Regions from separate parts of the Homo sapiens genome. Here region 1 is linked to region 2. The links are chromatin contacts, found by Hi-C or POLR2A ChIA-PET in ENCODE. All regions are on one chromosome and are shown on one strand. The core of a region is the stretch at or near the end of the contact, and the rest is flanking DNA. Distances in the headings are between cores, read along the strand shown. Region 1 has its middle 16 kb from the start of DAG1. Region 2 holds the start of BSN (bassoon presynaptic cytomatrix protein).

What was found. A loop is a pair of places that touch in the nucleus more often than their neighbours do. ChIA-PET counts read pairs that join two places held with the same protein, here RNA polymerase II (POLR2A). Pooled maps may share reads with other maps.
Region 1: a pooled map shows a loop between it and region 2 (4-fold over the local background). The contact joins the enhancer-like site here to the promoter of BSN in region 2. A Hi-C loop is called at or near these places in 2 of 168 maps with a recorded cell type or tissue (CD4-positive, alpha-beta T cell and dorsolateral prefrontal cortex) and 4 of 50 pooled maps. POLR2A ChIA-PET finds 5 or more read pairs at or near these places in 5 of 52 experiments (H1, HepG2 and WTC11).

The regions. Positions count from the first base shown.
Region 1 is chr3:49,453,284-49,455,983 of GRCh38, forward strand. No RefSeq gene overlaps it. Among named protein-coding and RNA genes, the nearest start is that of DAG1, 16 kb to the right of the region's middle. Within about 2 kb of position 1,413, at least 6 of the 41 ENCODE cell types and tissues checked have a DNase peak (open chromatin) inside an H3K27ac peak, as active enhancers do.
Region 2 is chr3:49,553,227-49,555,926 of GRCh38, forward strand. It overlaps BSN (bassoon presynaptic cytomatrix protein), which reads left to right and starts at 1,251. Exons shown (of 12, transcript NM_003458.4): 1 at 1,251-1,600. The coding sequence starts at 1,377. It overlaps BSN-DT (BSN divergent transcript), which reads right to left and starts at 1,140. Exons shown (of 3, transcript NR_038866.1): 1 at 815-1,140; 2 at 322-461. RefSeq lists silencers at 1,059-1,358, 1,429-1,638.

The DNA of each region.
Region 1 (2,700 bases), core at 163-2,662, 100 kb before region 2:
TTGGGAGGGATGGCGCCTGTAATCCCAGCTACTGGGGAGGCTGAGGCAGGAGAATTGCTTGAAGCTGGGACCCAGAGGTTGCAGTGAGCCCATTGCACTCCAGCCTGGGTGACAAGAGCAAGACTCCGTCTCAAAAAAACAAAAAAGAAAGAGCGGTGGCTCACGCCTGTAATCCCAGCACTTTGGGAGGCTGAGGCGGGTGGATCACAAGGTCAGGAGTTCAAGATCAGCCTGGCTAAGATGGTGAAACCCTGTCTCCACTAAAAATACAAAAAAATTAGCCTGGCGCAGTGACAGGAGCCTGTAATCCCAGCTACTCGGGAGGCTGAAGCAGGAGAATTGCTTGAACCTGCGGAGGCGGAGGTTGCAGTGAGCCAAGATCACACCAGTGCACTCCAGCCTGGGTGACAGAATAAGACTCCATAAAAAAGAAAGAAAGAAAGAAAGAAAAGGAAGGAAGGAAGGAAAGAAGGAAGGAAGGAAGGAAGGAAAGAAAGAAAGAGAGAGAGAGAGGGAGAAAGAAAGAAAGGAAAGAAAGAGAGAGAGAGAGGGAGAAAGAAAGTAAGAAAGAAAGAAAGACAGACAGACAGAGACAGACAGGGTCTTGGCCAGGCAAGGTGGCTCATGCATGAAATCCCAACATTTTGGGAGGCCAGGGCGGGCAGATCACCTGAGCTCAGGAGTTAGAAACCAGCTTGGGCAACATAGCAAAACCCTATCTCGACAAAAATTACAAAAATTAGCAAGGGGTGTTTCGGAGTCTACTCTGGCTCAGGAGGCTGCCTGTAAAAAAACAAAACAAACAAACAAAAAAATTAGCCAAGCGTGGTGGCATGTGCCTATAGTTCTAGCTGCTTGGGAGGGTAAGGTGGGAGGATTGCATAAGCCTGGGAGGTTGAGGCTACCGTGAGCTGTGATTGAGCCATTGCACTCCAGCCTAGGTGACAGAGTGAGACTCTGTCTCAAAAATAAATAAATACATAAATAAGAAACTCGGTCTCTGTCACCCAGACTTGAGTGCAATGGCATGTTCACAGCTCACAGCAGACTCGACCTCTTGGGCTCAAAGGATCCTCTCAGCTCAGCCTCTTGAGTAGCTGGGACTACAGATGCATGCCACCATGTCTGGCTAATTTTTTTTTCTTTTCTTTTTTTTTTTTGTTTTATAGATAAGGTCTTGCTATGTTGCCCTGGCTGGTCTGAACTCCTGGCTTCAAGCAAAGCAATTCTCCCACCTAGATCTCCCCAAGCGCTGGAATTACTGGCGCAAGGCACCATACCCAGCCAGAAGCTGCCATTTCTTTTCCACTGTCTCTTGTAGGATGATTTGAAGTAGCTCTAAGCAGGTGGCAGAGCAGGTGAGTCTCTCAAGGCTTTCCTAGCCCAACCCCTCAGGCTCTAGAGGGCAGTGCAAGTCAAGGTGGCCAAGGGTGGGCCCAGGGCTCACAGCCAGTTGAGACAGAACCACACTGGAATTTCTCTGACCTTAAGCACATTGCAGGGGCTCCTAGTACTGCAGAACTTTCAGGGACTCTTTTAAATTGCAGCAATATGGTGTGTGTAGAGGGTGTGTTTCTGGAAAAATTGTCTATAGCTTTTTCAGATAATGGAGATAAGGAAGGTTGGAGACCCTACCATAAGTTATGAAATCCATGGTATCCCCTTCCCTGGCTTGGTCTCGAGACAGGCTCCACACTGCCTTCCTAAATGTAGTCTGGCAGCCCATGATCTCCCTGGGGCATGCCATGGAGTACTCAGCTGCCCCCATCCAGGACTCTTTGTGTCCAATTAGGGGGGATGGCAGGAAACAAGATTTTCTCCGGTCCTTGGGGACTGCTGGGAGAGCCAGCAGCTTGGAACAGCTTCCTGCAGCTGCTGGGAACAGGGAGCCAAAGAATGCCTGTGCTTCCCTGGATTTCCTGGGACCCATGTCCTGCTGCTGAAGTCACTGGGCCCCACCAGGTCCCACCACGTCCCACCATGGGCCTCATTATGGGCACCTTTTATTTCATTATGAAAGGAATCAGGAATGAGATGACCTTTGTGTGGGGCAATGCAAGGCCCAGCAGGAGGCTGCCCAGATGGCTCTCTTGTCAGTTCCCCTATCTTTTTCCCTGTGCTCCCCCTGCTTGACCCATACTCCAGATCATTCTGCTCAGAGTCAGGCAAGTTCCAGCAAAGTCTAGGATGCCTGGTCAAGGCCTGCTGGGACAATCACCTCTGCACCATTCTTGTCCATCTGACCAGGCTTGGACATGTCCTGCTACTGCTGAACTCTTCCTGGGAGTTCACCAAGCCAGTAGGAAATTCAGCTGCTCCCCTCTCCAAAGACTCCACTACAGTGATCCCTCCTCCATGTGGCCTTCTCAGACCAGGCCCTCACACCTCCTTGTTTCCTGGGTGCAGCTTTTGCTACCCAAGAGCAGAAACACATGCTTCTCAGCTGCCCTGCCTATGACTTCTATTTCTCAGCTTTTTGCCTTCTTGAATGTCTAGGAATGGAGTAGGTGCTCAATAAAGGGCTTTATGATTTGATTTGGCTACTTCCCTGCCCTCCTCCCAATTCCTTACCCTGAGTACAAATAACGACTGAAGTGGGCTTAGACTAAACCCCAGAACTGCAGAAGACCCTATAATCAGGCCACCCTGAGAATATCTTTGTTCATCCAATGGGCCCTAGGCCTTTTTGCTGCTTTTTTT
Region 2 (2,700 bases), core at 1-2,500:
TTTAGCGTGAAAACGGGAGGTATGAAGTCAGGAGAAAATATCAGGAAGTGGGGGCTCTGCATTTCCTCTTTCTCTTACTTGCTCCATCCCAGAGGTCGGGAGGAGCAGCTCGGAGTGCACAGGGGAAGGCCCAGGGAGGGTCCTGGCCCCTCCTCACAAGAACTGACACAGCCACCGGTCTGTCCAGCAGGCTGGCTATCAGCATTCACTGGGATCCCTGGATTATTCTAGGTTCAGTTAGAACTGCTAACACCCTATGTGATATATTTCGCAACATTAGGAGAATTGAATGGGTTTGTAAAATGGGTTCAAGTTACTCACGCCTTTCTACACAGTCATGATTTATGACGTCAGAGATGAACTGGAATATAGGCTCCTAGGAAATATTCTCCCACAGGAAAGTACAGGCTTGTGTGAGAAGCCACCACGGCAGACAATCCTGAGTAGCGGGCAGAAACCGGCTGTAAATGTGAGGGAGCGGGGAAGTAATTTGGAAAGCTCTCAGGGTAATGCAGAGGCAACCTGCGGCCCCGCATCGAGACAGCTCCAGGCCTGAGAACCATCAAGTCCTCTTTTCCATCCCCAAGGTCACTCTCCCAGGGCTGACTGAGGTGGCCTCCCAGCTGGCTTCACACAGCCCTGTCACACCTTCCATCTGTGCCCGGGGCGCTTCCTGAGACTCCCAGTTCCTCAGTGTGAATCCCAGATGGTTCCCATCGCCATCTGGATAAAGGCTCCACTCCCCAGCTGGCCTTAAAGACCCTCACAATCCGGCCCGACCACCCAGCACCCTCCCTCTCCTTCCCTCTACGACCTTGCGTCTCTGAATACACTTGTTCCTCTGCCTTCCCAACTCCTATGCATACTTTTGAGGCCATTCTCGGGTAGCCCCTCTCCTCTCCGAGGCCTGTCCTTATGACGCCTGCCCGCTGTGGCACTCCGGTTACCCGGAGGAGAGTTGCTACTCTCGAGTTCACCGAGGCGGAAAGCCCCTCTGACTCCAAAGCAGGGCTCAGCGCGACGTCCCAGAGGCCGCTTCTAGTGGCAGGTGCCCCTCCTCACAGGGCCCTCGCAGCCCCGCCGGCCCCCGCCCGGCTCCTTCTCAGCATGATACAACCGCGTCGGCCCTGGACAGCGCATGCGCGGGCGCCGGCGGCTGTTTCCCAGCGACCCCGAGGCTGGCGGGAGCGCGCACAGGGGAAGGGGGGCGTGTGCAGGGAAGGGGGCGCGAGACGCGCATGCGCAGCGGCAGGCGGCGGCGCGAGCCGAGCTGGGAGATGGCGGCGGCAGCGGCGGCGCCGAGAGTGTGAGCACCGCCCGGGAGCCGCCGGCCCGGGCGCAGCGCGACCCCGACCCCGCCCGCCCGCCTGCCCGCCATGGGCAACGAGGTCAGCCTGGAGGGCGGCGCTGGCGACGGGCCGCTGCCGCCCGGCGGCGCCGGCCCCGGCCCGGGCCCCGGCCCCGGCCCCGGCGCAGGAAAGCCGCCTTCAGCACCGGCCGGTGGCGGACAGCTCCCCGCGGCGGGAGCAGCGCGGTCGACCGCGGTACCACCGGTCCCTGGCCCCGGCCCCGGCCCCGGTCCCGGCCCTGGCCCGGGCAGGTAAGCGCGTGTCTCGGCGCCCGGGGGGCGGTGAGCTGCAGCCTGAGGCCGGGACCCGGGCCCAGGATCCCGCGATCTAGTGTGGACAGCGAGGTTCGACGTCCGGCCGCACTCTGAACCCTGCCGGATTGGCGTGAACTGGGTGGTCGCGGGAAGCGGCCCTTCCTTTCCAGCTGCCCCGCCTTGGCGTGGCAGGATGACGAGCGCAGGGTCAGTCGGGGCCTGCAGACCGTGACTCCGTCACGAACCCCAAATTCGCTTCTCCCCAACGCTCGGGCCTGACTGCTCAGGAGGGGCTTATGTAACCTTAACCTGGTCCCTCCGCACAGGAGAGCAATGGGATGGAAAACGTCCTCCCTGTCTGCTGGTGTCTGCATGTGTCCATTGTGCTGGGCCGAGAAAACAGCACAATGGGAGTGGCTGTCAGGGAAGATAAGTGTCACTGCGAGGAACAGAGAGATGAAAATAGTTGAACCATGAACTTGGTCTTGGGCTTTCCTTGGGCATTTAGTGGCTGTAATCACCTTTGGGGGAAAGGAAAATTGCCCACTGGACACCAAGAGGTGCTTATTTAGGCCCAACAATACTAATAGGATCATGTGCTTTCACCAAGGTTTAGGGAAACATTTTGGGGTGAAGCAAAAATGCTATTGAGTCATCCAGCACCAGATATGTTCTCGTTACCTTATGATTTAGATCAAACCAGTGGAAAAGCTGAAACCCACACAGAATGCTTTAAACAGAACATATCTGATTAAATACTGTGAAACCAGTTTGTTTTAAATGTATGCCAACCCAGGTCCTGCAAAAACAGTCAAGTGGCAATGAAGGCTGTAAGGGAATGCCAATATATAATAAGTCAGTAGACTGAAAACTCAGGAAAACTACTAAGAGATGACACGATAAAATGGAAGGCATTATCTTTGCACCAAATAGGCTTGGGGAGTAGCAAAACCCCCAGGGGGTGGGAGGGAGGTGCTTCCAGCTCCATGTGGGTCTGCTGATATATGTTGCCCTGGCTTTTCTGTGTGGAAGCACATAAACTGAGGACGCATAATTTTTTATTCTTTGGCTGCCCGACTGTGCCTCTTGTGTGTTTA